Linked DNA regions of Homo sapiens: regions 2, 3, 4 and 5 are each linked to region 1. The links are chromatin contacts, found by Hi-C or POLR2A ChIA-PET in ENCODE. All regions are on one chromosome and are shown on one strand. Each heading gives the region's core, a stretch centred on a gene start or an enhancer-like site at or near the end of the contact. The rest is flanking DNA. Distances are from core to core; before and after follow the strand shown. Region 1 holds the start of HNRNPD-DT (HNRNPD divergent transcript). Region 2 holds the start of KLHL8 (kelch like family member 8). Region 3 overlaps AFF1 (ALF transcription elongation factor 1). Region 4 holds the start of AFF1 (ALF transcription elongation factor 1). Region 5 holds the start of PAQR3 (progestin and adipoQ receptor family member 3).

Region 1 (2,716 bases), core at 64-2,563:
TTAGTTGTATCTAACCCGGAATATATGGTTTGAGCACCATATCCACTTTATCCTTTGCTAATATTCTGGCAGGTGGAGACAAATGTGGAGTCACTACCACTTTACGGTAAACATTCTTGGTATTACCTTTATGTGACTTGATTATTACGGGAGTTTGGTAAGATTATATTTTTAGGACGTTTTCAGAATTTGACCTGTATTCTTGAGTTTTAATTATTCTGTAATGTAAATTCTACTAACTTGATTAATAAAACTTACTTATAATCTTCCTTTGAGATTTTTGGATAGTGTCCAATTAATACAAATTCGTTTAACTGCAGTGGAAAATACCTAAACTTTTTTTTTTTTTTTTTTTTTGAGACGGAGTCTCGCTCTGTCGCCCAGGCTGGAGTGCAAGTGGCATGATCTCGACTCCCTGCAATCTCCACCTCCCGGGTTCAAGCGATTCTCCTGCCTCAGCCTCCTGAGTACCTGAGATTACAGGTACCGGCCACCACGCCCGGCTAATTTTTGTATTTTTAGTAGACACGGGGGTTTCACCATGTTGGTCAGGCTTGTCTCGAACTCCTGACCTCGTGATCCGCCCGCCTCGGCCTCCCAAAGTGCTGGGATTACAGGCGTGAGCCACCGCGCCCGGCCCAAATACTTAAACTCTTAAGATTTTTGCTGGAGTCTGCAAACTCGTCTTTGTTTCCCCCGTGCCCGAACACTTTAATTAAACAGGCAAATAATTATTTGTTGACTACAGAAGTACCTAGAAGCTTCATTTTCTTCTAAGGATACTGCTGGAAGCAGCAAATCCCAAAGCCCGAATAATCCAGTCTCCAGCCGAGGCAGCGGGAATTTTTAATAGGTGTATAAAATTACTTTTTATACACCTTAATGAAACGCCTAACGGTGTTACAAGAAAAGAAAAAAAAAAACCACGCACACACAACAAAAAAGCCAAACCCGAACACAAACTCATAAACCTCGTAAAGATGACTCACGACATTTATATATTCTATGTACAAAGGCTAAAGAACATTAAGCGAACCCTTGATTTAACACACTTTCCAATTATTAGTAACGTAAAGGAATCACGGTACGTTTTAGGATCTTTAAACAACAAAAGCAAAGCAAAAACAATGTTTTCCTTAAGATATGCAAGTTACCTGCTTCTTCGACCAAAAACAAAAAAATTCCAGGAGAAAAGCAGGCAAACAAAAATCTTACTTGGAAAGCCAAATCTTAAAAAGAAGCCCTATCGGCCCAGCGGCGATAGACGAAAACCTCAATGTCACCCGGTCCCGGGCGGCGACGGCAGGGAGAGTAGCTGCGGCAATCAGTGCGCGCGCGGTCCGCTGCGGCGCCTGGCGCTCCGCGGGCGTCCGGGTGGACAGCGCCAGGGGCACAGGGCTGACATCTCAGGGCTAATTCCCTCCTCCAGTGCGTAAATCCAGGCTTAAGCCGCCGCAGGGTGTGAGCCTCCCCTCCCCCACCCGAACGCCGCAGCTGCACGGGGCACGACAGCCTTCGCAGAGGTGCAGCCACACCCCGGCCTAACGCTGCTGCTCCCGCCGCTACTGGAGTGGTGGGGAGGGGTGAGTGGACTCCAGGAATCCTCGGAAGGGCGGGGGCGGAGGCAGGGGGCCCCTCTAGCCGCTACTTCGAAACAGCACTCCTTGTTCTCGATGGTCCCCGCGCGACTGTCTTAGCTCACGACACTTCCGGTTCCTTTTAAAGGCCCCCAAGGCTGTGCAACGCGGAGCGTGAGAGGAAGGTATAAAGGGTAGCGAGAGGGCGGGACCGAGGAGGAAAGGGAAAAAAAAAAAACTAGGGGGATAGGGGTGGGGGGACGCGCGAAGGGCGCGCTCTCGCGTCACGTGACCGGGACGCGCCGTTCTTCCGTCGGCCATTTTAGGTGGTCCGCGGCGGCGCCATTAAAGCGAGGAGGAGGCGAGAGCGGCCGCCGCTGGTGCTTATTCTTTTTTAGTGCAGCGGGAGAGAGCGGGAGTGTGCGCCGCGCGAGAGTGGGAGGCGAAGGGGGCAGGCCAGGGAGAGGCGCAGGAGCCTTTGCAGCCACGCGCGCGCCTTCCCTGTCTTGTGTGCTTCGCGAGGTAGAGCGGGCGCGCGGCAGCGGCGGGGATTACTTTGCTGCTAGTTTCGGTTCGCGGCAGCGGCGGGTGTAGTCTCGGCGGCAGCGGCGGAGACACTAGCACTATGTCGGAGGAGCAGTTCGGCGGGGACGGGGCGGCGGCAGCGGCAACGGCGGCGGTAGGCGGCTCGGCGGGCGAGCAGGAGGGAGCCATGGTGGCGGCGACACAGGGGGCAGCGGCGGCGGCGGGAAGCGGAGCCGGGACCGGGGGCGGAACCGCGTCTGGAGGCACCGAAGGGGGCAGCGCCGAGTCGGAGGGGGCGAAGATTGACGCCAGTAAGAACGAGGAGGATGAAGGGTGAGTAAGGGGCATCCCAGGATAGTCAGGCCCAACTAGTCCCCCTCCCCCTCTTTATTCCCCCGCCATTAGGCCTGGTTCCCGCTCTCAGCCCGTTCTCCGGGCCCCCATGCAGCCTCCTTGCACTGGTCTCCCTTTTTCTATGTTGGGTTCCCCGGACCTTCATTTCCTTCTTCCTTTGCCTGCTTATCGCCCCCCTCCCCCATCACACACGTTTCCACCTTTAGCCGTCACCATGCTGCTCCTCGGCCCGCCCTCCTTTCCTCCCTCGCCATGGGTCT
Region 2 (2,716 bases), core at 153-2,652, 4.8 Mb before region 1:
ACACCTTGAAGCTGCTTCCTCAGTTCAGCGCGGCAAAGCACCATATTTTGGGGTATCGATTTCTGAGTCCCAACAATTTTTACATCACGTTCCAGACACATTTTATGACTTTTCTTCACTGCATACTTCTTTAAAACTCATCTTACTCTATTTTTCTAAAGGTATTTGCATTAAATGTGCAAAATACTAATGCTCTAAAGAGGAATATTTTGAAATATTAAGAATTATTTATATTTCAATGTAAAAAATGTGATTTTTTTTCTAGAAATAAAATTTCAAATTCAAATAGTTGCTTTGGGGTTTTTATAGAAGATGCATATATATATACAGATATATATATGTTCATTTCTATTAAAATCAATGTGCTAATGTTCATATGTGTTAATATTAATAAAGGTCCTAGGATTAAATTTATTCTGAAATAGACTCCTAGGATTGTGAAAGTTTGAGGTTAGTCTGGCAAAAGACACATTTAGGGGAATATCTTTCTTTAAAAAAAATTTTGTTTTTTTGCTGTCTCTTGATCTCCCGCCTCACACATTCCACTTTATTGACATTATAGAAAAATTAATTCATTTCAACAGCACTTTTACTTGCATTGCTTTTTTTTTTTTTTTTTTTTTTTTTAGACGGAGTCTTGCTCTGTCGCCAGGCTGGAGTGCAATGGCACAATCTCAGCTCACTGCAACCTCCGACTCCCGGGTTCAAGCAATTCTCCTGCCTCAGCCTTGCGAATAGCTGGGATTGGTGGCACGCACAACCACGCCCAGCTAATTTTTGTATTTTTAGTACAGACGGAGTTTCACCATGTTGGCCAGGATGGTCTCGACTCCTGACCTCGTGATGCGCCCGCCTCAGCCTCCCAAAGTGCTGGGATTACAGGCGTGAGCCACCGCGCATGGCCACTTGCACTGCTTTTTAGCAGCGAGCTCTCAGGTCAATCAACTGCTTCCTTAGGTTTACAAACTGTGGGTGTGTATTTATAAACACAGTTGTTTTGTATATCCTTTGTAGAGCACGTGGTGAAAGTGACACAGGAATAAATGCAAACCTTTTTTTCCCCTTCTTTTTTCAAAGACATAAATCCCAGGAACACTCACAACCGCAGAAGGGGATTTGATGGACATACAAAGAAACTAAATTTTGTACCGCCGCAGAAGTGAAGCATGGATAAGCTCAAAGGTATTTAGGCAGTGTTTTATTTCAAGATTTGTTATGGGGACCTCCGCCACGCCCTGGTCCGCCTTCACCAGGCCGGGCAACACTGCCCAGTCCCTGAGACCCGGCCGCCCACTAGGGAGCCGCGGGGGCGAGGCCGTGGGGGTGGCCTCGGGGAGGAGGTCCCGAGAACCACACTTCCCAGAGTGCCGTGCGCAGCCCCGCCCAGCCCGCCCCGCCCCCAGAGGCCGCGGCTCGCGGGGGCTGAGGCGAGAGGACGCCAAGCGCCCGCCGGGGCTCCGCGGGGCCGCGCAGGAGAGCGCGCGTCCGCCGGGTGCTCGCGCGGGGTTGGTGAGGTTCCGCTGAGGGCGGCCGGGGCTCTGGGAGCGTGGTAACGTGGCTGCAACCTTAGCGACATCAGGAAGAACAGGGTCGAGGATCGAGGTAACGGGACGCTCGTCTCCCCTCAGTCCCCTCGTCTCCCCTCAGTCCCCTCTTCCTTTGTGCGGTGCCGTCCGCTCGCGCCGAGCCCTCCCTCACCCCAGCCCCCAAGTCGCAACACCGTCCCGTCTTGGGTCTCCGGTGTGCGGAGGAAATTCGAGCCCTCGTGCACCAACCGAAACTCCACAGCTGAGAGGGCTTGGGGCCCGGACAGCAGGAGATCCAGCCCCTGAGCAACCTTCCACGGCTTTTGTCGCCCCCATTGGCGGGAGGAGCAGGGTTATGCTCCCGGCTCCCGTAGGGGAGCTCCAGCCTCTGGCTCTGTCAGCCTCCCCGGCAGCTCCTTGACTCCTTCCTCCCAGTCTTTCGAAGAGGGGCCCAGGCAGGTGCTTCGCGGGGTCCAGGAAGAGGGCAGGCGCGGTGCGGCTGGCGCGGGTTCGGGGCCCCGGGAGGGCGGCCGGACGCCCCCTGGAGCCGCGGCCTGCGGGGGCGGGGCGAGTGGGCCACCTCCGGGCCACGCCGCGCGGGGACGAGGCGAGGAAGGCACTGCCTGTCCCCACTCGGGGGGCTTGCTGGCCGCCCTGGAGGTGCCTTCCCGGGAGCGGCGGTGTAGACCTTGTGGAGAGTGCCTCCTGATGTGGAACCAGGAACCGCAGCCTCTTTCTAGACGCTCAGCCGCCCGGTGGAGTTGTTACCGCCACGATGACAGCTCTTTACGCCTTCCACTCCGTGCTGGGTTCAGTTGGCTTGCTGTTTTCTTCAGAGAGAGCGATTTGGCTACATAGCTTGAATTTTCTACGTGTCTCGTGCTTTACTGGACTTGCACTGTTTTTCCCTCTTGGCAGTGTTTAATCGGGTGACTTTTCATAGAAAACGTTCAGTATTTTCATCTGTGTTAATGGCATAACTTTCTTCTTGACTCTGCCCTAAGCTAATGTTACCAGTTTAGAGGGATACTTTGGGAAAAGGTCCTTAGAACCTGGGTTGACATAAGTATTTTATCTGCTGGTTGCACGTTTTTTCCTTTGCATTGTTTTTCTCCTATACAAGATGGTAATTGTTGGACTCTTGGTGTTCTTTATTCTCTCTCTAGAAGGAAATCCTCTTCGCGCATCTT
Region 3 (2,716 bases), core at 156-2,655, 4.6 Mb before region 1:
ATCTAAATGCTGTCTTGTACAATATCATCAGTAACTCTCTAAATGTGTAACTCCAACCTAAACTTCTCTCTGTAACTCCAAGACTATTTGTTCTAGATGCCCCAAAACACTTTCCTGGGCATGAAAAGGCACTTGGGAGGTTGTCCAAAATAGAACATTTTCTCATTGTGTCTACACAATAAGATCCTCCCCATCTGGATGCAGTTACAACAGATGCTGAGAGATATCTATCAATGAGACTTAGCTGCCTCTAGGGTCTGTAAGGGGTGGTTTCTCCATACAGGAAGAAGATAGTATCTCCTTCACAAAAAAAGGAATTAAAAAAGACTAGGGGAAAAGTGTGTTTAGTTAGTTCCTTCCTTGGGAATAAAAGCAGAAGGCAGAATTCAAAGAGAGCTTCCTATAAGCAGATCAGGAGGGACTTGGCTAACACAAAACTAAAACATTCCATATTTTACCGTGTGTTTTTTAACTGTGAAGATCAGCAATAAACCCCTTAAAATAAGATCAGCCACATTAATAATTTGTTGAATAGCAAACACCAGTGAGTGCGAAGGAGTAGTGATGCCTTTCAAAAGGAAAGGGAAACAGGGAAGAGAAAGAGACAGCCTGAGAAATGGTCCCAAGGCCAGACCAGGCCAGAATTCATCTGAATGGCCCCAATTCCAACCCACTCCATTCCTCCTGGCCCCTAATTTATGAGCCAATCACCAATCATCCAAACTAGAGATCCTTTTCCTGGCTTGTTCTCCACACATATTGCTACCAAAATCCCAGAGATTTCTTGAGATACTGAAAGTAGAGGGATGGGAGTGGGAAGAGCTCACTTTAGATACTTCTCTTTATTTCTGAATTTATAACACTGATCTCTAATTCCTCCCATCACCACTACCACCCCCTCCACTGAATAAGCTTTCACCCTCTTGTTTTACAAAAAATACTTAATGACAAGGAAGACATTCATAGTATCAGAGTTTTTTGATTAATAAAAAAGCAGGTACAAAATACAATAATTTTTAAAAGGAAAAAAAAACAGGTACAATACAGTATGTTTGTTAGTATCCCACTTCATCAAAATTGAATGAAATGTGTATTCAAAAGATTGATGGGGCCTCTGTAGCAAAATGCTAGCAGTAGGTATCTCTGAATGGAACAGTCAGATGACGTTATTTTCTTCTGGGTATTTAAAAATTGTCTAAACGTTATAAAATGAACACACACCTGTTTTTGTAGTCACAAAACTGAATCACAATTATTCTAAAAACAAAACAACTATAATCAAGTCTTAGTTCCAGGAAGGAGGTAAGGGTCATCTAATCCACTTCTCCATGCAAGAATGCTCTTTCTTCTAGCGAGACTAGCTTGTTTGCATGTCTCCAGGGACATCTGTTGTCATTACAAGGCAGCCCCTTCCACAGCAGGCCAATGATGAGGATTAGAAACTTCTATCTCTCATGAAGCTAAAATAGAGCCCTGTTCCATTGGTTCTACTTCTGCCCTCTTGATACTAAAGCTGTCCACGCAGTTTTCTTGTTTTTTTTTTTTTTTTTTTTTTTTTTTTTGAGACGGAGTTTCGCTCTTATTGCCTAGGCCAGAGTGCAATGGCACAATCTCAGCTGACTGCAACCTCCGCCTGCTGGGTTCAAGCGATTCTCCTGCCTTAGCCTCCCAAGTAGCTGTGATTACAGGCATGTGCCACCACACCTGGCAAATTTTTTGTATTTTTAGTAGAGACGAGGTTTCTCCATGTTGGCCAGGCTGGTCTGGAGTCCTTGACCTCAGCCTCGGCCTCCCAAAGTGCTGGGATTACAGGCGTGAGCCACCATGCCCAGCCTCACTCAGCTTCTTAGGCCTGTTTTTTTCTATCCTTTTCTCTTAAGTATGCATTTTTTTTTTTTTGAGATGGAGTCTCGATCTGTTGCCCAGGCTGAAGCGCAGTGGCACAATCTTGGCTCACTGCAAGCTCTGCCCCCAAGGTTCACACCATTTTCCTGCCTCAGCCTCCCAAGTAGCTGGGACTACAGGCGCCCGTCACCACACTCGGCTAATTTTTTGTATTTTTAGTAGAGATGGGGTTTCACCGTGTTGGCCAGGATGGTCTCGATCTCCTGACCTTGTGATCCACCTGCCTCGGCCTCCCAAAGTGCTGGGATTACAGGCATGAGCCACTGCGCCCAGCCCAAGTATGCATTTTTAAATATTTAGAATGCATGTGCCTTAATCCATTTCCTGCTGCCTATAGCAGAATACCTGAAACTGGGTAATTTATTTTAAAAAGGAATTTATTCCTTACAGTTATGGAGGCTGGGAAGTCCACAGTTAAGGGGCCACACCTGGTGAAAGCCTTCTTGCTGGTGGGGACTCTAGAGTCCCAAAGTGACATGGTGAGGGAGCTGAGCATGCAAACATGCTACTGCAGGTCTCTTCCTCTTATAAAGCCACCAGTTCAGGCCAAGCGTGGTGGCTCATGCCTGTAATCCCAGCACTTTGGGGGGCCAAGGCGGGCGGATCACCTGACCTCAGGAGTTCGAGACAAGCCTGGCCAACATGGTGAAACCCCGTCTCTACCAAAAATACAAAAATTAGCCAGACATGGTGGTGGGCACCTGTAATCCCAGCTACTTGAGAGGCTGAGGCAGGAGAATCACTTGAACCCGGGAGGCAGAGGTTGCAGTGAGCTGAGATCGTGCCACTGCACTCCAGCCTGGGCAACAGA
Region 4 (2,716 bases), core at 76-2,575, 4.6 Mb before region 1:
CGCCTTAATTTACAAGTTTGCACTGAAGGTTTTAAATCAGTCTGATTTCCCCGTGGTGAGTCACACCCCGCAACGTGCACCAAGGGGGAGGGTGTTTAAAATTATCTCCGGCTCCACCCTTAAAACAAATCACTTGGCTGCAAGGCCTTTCCCCCTAACAGAGACTGGTTCAAGGGAGATTCGGACACATCTCCACCTCCAAAGCCAAGTGCCTTCCCGGGATGATCTGCATAACAATTTGCGGGTGCTGGTGGTGGAGAAGCTCCGGGAAGAGAAAACTAGCCGGACGGTATCGAACCGCCCGCAGGCCCGTCGCAGCTCCATTAATGCAACTACCATTACACTAAGGTAACGTGTGATTCACACTCTCCACCTTCTCTCCCCTCTCATTCGCTGGCTCCGGCGCTCGCACCGTCGGAGGGTGGGGTTGCGACGGCCACAGAGGATGGGACACCCGAGGGAAAAAAGCATTATCAAGAGAAATTAACCAGTCCCATACTAAAGACGCCTCTCCCTCTGTCCCTGAAGTTAAGTCTCAGAAGGTGGCTCCAACTCCTCCCCGGAGGCTACGGACCACCGACACACGCCTCCCTCCTGCTCTCAGCGAGACGCGGCGGGAAGCCCTCATCTCTCTCCACGACAGGCACAGGGAAGGGTCCCGGGGTGCAGGAGAGAAGAACCCCACTTTTCCCCGCCCCCTCCCCCCGAGAAACTTCTGGGACTCATTACGCAACTCAAGTAGCAGGTCCCAACAACGGGACAGCTCTCCGCAAAACGCGGGGTGCACAGGCAAACGTCTGACTTGGGGGCTGCGCGTGAGGGAGGAGCATGGGTCTCTTCCCATGTCCCCGTCCCCTGTTTTTCTACGCGCTACCTGCCGCGGGATCGCAAGTAGGGCGGTGAGAGCTCTGAGCCCTAGCCCGTTCTCCCCGAGGGCTCCCACCGGAAAAGTGGGAACGCCAGCGACTTGAGTCAGCGTGCTGGGAAGCCGGCAGAGAGGCGGGGAGAGCCTCGGCTTCCGAGAAGTCCGCGGCGGCGGCGTCGGGGGCCGGGCGGATCGACCCCCAGCCCTGGGTGGCGCAGGGCTGCGCTCACCTTCCAGACCCTTCCGTCCTCTAGTCCCGGGTCGGGCGCCCTCGTCACCTCCGCCCTCCCCTGACCTGTTGCGGTGGGAAAGGGCGCAAGTGCGGACGACGCAGGGGAGCGCCTCCTCCCGGGGCTCGGCTGCGGAACCGCGGAGGCAAAGGTGCAGCTGCGGCCGCAACGCGCGCAGGCGGCGGCCGAGTGCGCAGGGGCCGCGCGCGCCCGTCGCTCGCTAGCTGGCTGGCAAGCTCAGCACGCCGGCTGCCCGGGACGCCCCGAGGCCACGCCCTCCGCGCGAGGCCCCGCCCCCACCCCCACCTCCCGAGCTGCGGTACCGGGTTCCGCCCCGGCCCGCGCCCTCTAGCTGGCGCCACCCAAGCGGCAAGGGACGTCGCGGCCCTCCCGGGATTGGTGGGAGGATCGTGGGGGAGCGGCAGCTCAGGACGGAATACGGCAATGACCGCCCCGGTCGCGAGGGTGACCCTGCCCCGGGCTGCTGTGGGGGCGCAAGAACCCTTTCACTTTACGGCGAGATTAAGCTCAGGGTCAAGTTCTGAGCAAAAAGTGTCAAGGAGCCTTTTTGCAACCTCCTATAATATTGAAACAGATTCTGTGCCCTTTAAAGGAGATAATAACTAACATCTGGGGAGCGCTTTACAATTTAGAAAAGGCCTTTCACACACAGGCCTGTTTCATCTTCACAACAATCTTATAAAACAGATATATTGTTCCCATTTCCCAAATAATGAAACGGAAGCGCCGAAAAGTAAGTATTGTGCTCAATGTCACAGGCTACTAAGTGGCATGGGAAACCAGGTCTCCTGAATCTAGCCTCCGGGTTTCTGCTCTCCACCAGCCCAACCTCAGAAAATTCTAATAGGTGCAGGGGGCTTTGGCAAATAGACCCATGGGAAGAAGGGGAAACTTATGTCTAGTTAAGTCGCTGCCCGATTCCTGCTGTAAACATACCAAGGAAAGCAACAGGCTGTCTTCATTGTGTTGTCGCACCTTCCTTCCTGAAAGGGACGCAGAAAGATTACATCAAATGGCCCAGATGAGATTTCGCCGACAGTATTTTATGGTTTAAAATGGGTGAAATTATTTGGATGAAGAAAAGCGCCTTACTTAAATTTAATATGATGTGTAATGTAAATTGGTATAATGTGTGAAAATAAGCCCCTCCCTGCCTTCTCTGCCTTTTCTCTTTTTAATTTTGTTTGTCTCTACTGCTCTGCTCAACTCTTTTATTGTCCACATAATTGAAAACCTAATTGATGGATATTTGCATTTCCAAATTAAACCTTTGGCTACTTGACTTAATTTCCCATGGATTGTTTTCCAAAATATAACTCTTCGCCCTACTCCATATCCTCCCATCGGGAGATTGGTTTACCTAGACAGCTAAAATAATTAAGGTGTCCCTGATGAAACCTGGTGGTGTATCTATCTAAGATGAAAGTTCTGGTCATCCCTGAGCAGGATGGGACAGGAGTCATCTCTTACAAAGTGTTTGTACACCTTTTAAAGGTTTCTAACAGAGACTGATCTCTATTCTAATCAATAACAAGTATTTTAACGTTTTTGCTATATAATGAATACATTTCATTGTGAAATATATATTAGCATGGTAATA
Region 5 (2,716 bases), core at 90-2,589, 3.4 Mb after region 1:
AGACTTAGCATAAAAAGCCCATTTTTTCCTGGGTCTTTGTGTCTTCATTTCTGAAGACTCCTCTGTCACATAAAACTGTGTTAAATGAATTTATTATCCCTTTTCTTGTTAATTTTTATTATTTATTTTTTGAGACAAAGTCTCGCTTTGTCACCCAGACTGGAGTGCAGTGGCACAAACATGGCTCACTGCAGCCTCGACCTCCCAGGCTCAAGCAACCCTCTCACTTCAGCCCAGAATAGTTTGGGACTACAGGCGCCCATCACCACACCCGACTAATTTTTGTTTTTTGTTTGTTTGGTTGGTTTTTTTTGTAGCGACAGCGTCTCACTATGTTACCCAGGCTGGTCTCCAACTCCTGGGCATAAGCAATCCGCCTGCCTCGGCCTTCCAAAATGTTGGGATTACAGGCATGAGCCACCTGCGCCTGGCTTCTCTTAATTTTTTTCATAGGAATGTCAGCTGTGAACCTTGTGATAAGTGAGGACAAGATATTTTTCTTGCCCTTACAATGCCAAACAATGGACTAAGCGTTCTATTATACACATACGGTACTCAAACTGATGTTTTGCCCTGTTGCCATTATAAGTAAACACTTGCATTACAGTAAATAGCCAGAAACAAAGCTGCAACACTTCCTGTAAACGCTACTATAGCCGCACTCCACAGGATTTTTTAATATGTTCTATATTATTCAGTTAAGTAGATATTCTCATTTCCATTGTGATTTCTTCATCAGCCCTTGAAATATTTGGTGTATTGCTCCTATTCCAGACGTGGAGACTTTTAGTTTTCTTGTTACTCTAGTTTAATTCTACTGTGATCAGAGAACATAACGCTGAAAGGGGTCGGAGTTTTGAATGCACGGGGGCTTTCCTTTATGGCTCAGGATGTGCTCGATGCTGGTGTATGTTCCACGTGCATCAGGTTTCCTCTCTTTCCAATTATCGTGCTAAGAGCTGACTTCAGCTTAGAAATCCTCAAAGTCCCTTCTGACACTAAGTGTGTGTAATTCCAAGCATAAACTAAACGGTAATTACCTCGAACTTTTCTTCCTGTTAACTCTTTTCCTCTTGATTTTTCAAAATGCAGCAACTATTACTTCTAATAAAAAAACAGAAAAAGAAAAAAAATCCACTTGTATTCGCCTGTAGCTCTGTGCTTTCGGCTCTTCTCATATGCAAACGAAGACCCCAGGCGCCGCCAAAACACAGCGTGAGAGACGCCCGGGAGCCCGGGCCGCCGCCAGCGCACGCTCGAGCACACCCGGGCGCGCCCCAGCACCCTGCCCCTCCCAGCTAGGGCTGAGGGGCGGGGCCGCCGCGGCGCGCTGACGTCAGAGGAGGCTGCGACGCTGCCGGGTCCGCCGCGGCGCTGGCGGCAGTGGCCGGTGTGAGCGCAGAGCCGGGCCCTGGGCAGCAGCGGCAGCGCGGTAGGACCTCGCGCAGCGTCCGCGGGCTCCGGGGCGGGGGCGCCAGCGGCGAAGCCCCCTCCCCGGGGAGGCGGGACCTGGGGGAGCTCCCGAGCCGGGGAGCGGCGGCGGCCGGGAACGATGCATCAGAAGCTGCTGAAGAGCGCGCATTACATCGAGCTGGGCAGCTACCAGTACTGGCCGGTCCTGGTGCCCCGTGGCATCCGCCTGTACACCTACGAGCAGATCCCCGGGTCCCTCAAGGACAACCCGTACATCACCGACGGCTACCGGGCCTACCTGCCGTCCAGGCTGTGTATCAAAAGGTACGGTCTGGCTGCCTCCGCCTGGAGTGCCCCCTTCTCTCACCTACACCCTTTTTGTCTGGTCCCCCTTCTGCTTTCCCCGCCTTTCTGCTTGCCCATCATTTCCTCGCCGCCCCATCCTTTTCATCCCTTTTTGCCGCCTCTCCTCCCCCGTTATCTCCCCTTACCTGGCCGGGGTACTTGGTCCACGGAATAATCATGATAGTAACAGTGATCATAATTACAGCTCTCCTATGACGCTTTGCTCTTTACAAAGGGCTTTTACATCCTTTATTCGGTTTGTTCGGCTCATTGAGATATATATTGAAATGGGGCTGAGCCATATTTGCCCGGTGTATACCTTTCTTTTTAGAGCAACACTGTGGGAATTCAGTAGCTTTGGGCCAGATAAGTGCCTGTATAATAGGAAACAAGTTAACATATACACCCGAGATTTATTCATTTGGCAAATACTTATGGAGCCCATGCAGAAAAAAAAGCAAACATGGCCCTTGTTTTCATGAAGCTACTAAGGTGTAGCCTGGGTAACAGACATTAAATAGATAATTACACAATTACATAATAACCATTGTGGAAAAAATGCTGTGTAGGAAAAGTACTGTGGTAAAGAGAGCTCATAACGGGCACCCAGTCTCCACTAGAGCACCACAGAAGCATCTCTAAGAAAGAAATTTCTTTATCATTTTAAACCTTTAAAACCACAGTCCCTTGAAAATCCGTGTTTTAAAAAAACAAAACTGAAAAATAACTATTCTAGTTCTTGGAGTAACTGTCCAAACTTACTACCTGTACTAAAATACAGGACCTCTGCTTCAGGAGAATTAAGATACAGGTGTTGGTTAGCTCCAGGTCGCTGTAGTGGCAAACCCTAGTGCCAGAATGTGGGCTGTTGAATTGCTCAAGCGGCAACCACATGTCTGATTCTTGATTTTTCCAGCATTGTCTTTTCCTGCCCTTCTTTCCTTTTGTCCTGCCATGA

What was found. Hi-C counts contacts between places; a loop is a spot of excess contacts on that map. ChIA-PET counts read pairs that join two places held with the same protein, here RNA polymerase II (POLR2A). Pooled maps may share reads with other maps.
Region 2: a map of CD8-positive, alpha-beta T cell shows a loop between it and region 1 (20-fold over the local background). The contact joins the promoter of KLHL8 here to the promoter of HNRNPD-DT in region 1. A Hi-C loop is called at or near these places in 1 of 168 maps with a recorded cell type or tissue (CD8-positive, alpha-beta T cell), 1 of 37 single-sample maps with no recorded cell type and 10 of 50 pooled maps. POLR2A ChIA-PET finds 5 or more read pairs at or near these places in 1 of 52 experiments (activated B cell).
Region 3: a pooled map shows a loop between it and region 1 (5-fold over the local background). The contact joins the enhancer-like site here to the promoter of HNRNPD-DT in region 1. A Hi-C loop is called at or near these places in 1 of 168 maps with a recorded cell type or tissue (naive thymus-derived CD4-positive, alpha-beta T cell) and 8 of 50 pooled maps. POLR2A ChIA-PET finds 5 or more read pairs at or near these places in 1 of 52 experiments (activated naive CD8-positive, alpha-beta T cell).
Region 4: a loop to region 1 is called in a map of CD8-positive, alpha-beta T cell, with 18 times the contacts of the local background. The contact joins the promoter of AFF1 here to the promoter of HNRNPD-DT in region 1. A Hi-C loop is called at or near these places in 2 of 168 maps with a recorded cell type or tissue (CD4-positive, alpha-beta T cell and CD8-positive, alpha-beta T cell), 3 of 37 single-sample maps with no recorded cell type and 12 of 50 pooled maps.
Region 5: a pooled map shows a loop between it and region 1 (7-fold over the local background). The contact joins the promoter of PAQR3 here to the promoter of HNRNPD-DT in region 1. A Hi-C loop is called at or near these places in 1 of 37 single-sample maps with no recorded cell type and 11 of 50 pooled maps. POLR2A ChIA-PET finds 5 or more read pairs at or near these places in 1 of 52 experiments (activated B cell).

Annotation. Positions count from the first base shown.
Region 1 is chr4:82,373,165-82,375,880 of GRCh38, reverse strand. HNRNPD-DT (HNRNPD divergent transcript) reads right to left here and starts at 1,313. Exons shown (of 2, transcript NR_183813.1): 1 at 1,216-1,313. HNRNPD (heterogeneous nuclear ribonucleoprotein D) reads left to right here and starts at 1,890. Exons shown (of 9, transcript NM_031370.3): 1 at 1,890-2,435. The coding sequence starts at 2,203. RefSeq lists an enhancer at 1,762-1,931 and a silencer at 2,292-2,391.
Region 2 is chr4:87,219,304-87,222,019 of GRCh38, reverse strand. KLHL8 (kelch like family member 8) reads left to right here and starts at 1,402. Exons shown (of 10, transcript NM_020803.5): 1 at 1,402-1,602. RefSeq lists silencers at 1,183-1,672, 2,013-2,282 and an enhancer at 1,788-2,400.
Region 3 is chr4:86,996,945-86,999,660 of GRCh38, reverse strand. All of the region lies in intron 2 of AFF1 (ALF transcription elongation factor 1), which reads right to left. Among named protein-coding and RNA genes, the nearest start is that of AFF1, 63 kb to the right of the region's middle. Within about 2 kb of position 1,405, at least 3 of the 41 ENCODE cell types and tissues checked have a DNase peak (open chromatin) inside an H3K27ac peak, as active enhancers do.
Region 4 is chr4:86,933,620-86,936,335 of GRCh38, reverse strand. AFF1 (ALF transcription elongation factor 1) reads right to left here and starts at 1,325. Exons shown (of 21, transcript NM_001166693.3): 1 at 1,096-1,325. AFF1-AS1 (AFF1 antisense RNA 1) reads left to right here and starts at 1,486. Exons shown (of 3, transcript NR_038841.1): 1 at 1,486-1,849. It also overlaps a transcript of C4orf36 not described here. RefSeq lists enhancers at 1-10, 1-407, 408-949 and silencers at 262-400, 871-1,620.
Region 5 is chr4:78,938,061-78,940,776 of GRCh38, reverse strand. It overlaps PAQR3 (progestin and adipoQ receptor family member 3), which reads left to right and starts at 1,339. Exons shown (of 6, transcript NM_001040202.2): 1 at 1,339-1,737. The coding sequence starts at 1,553. RefSeq lists silencers at 1,160-1,649, 1,740-1,809.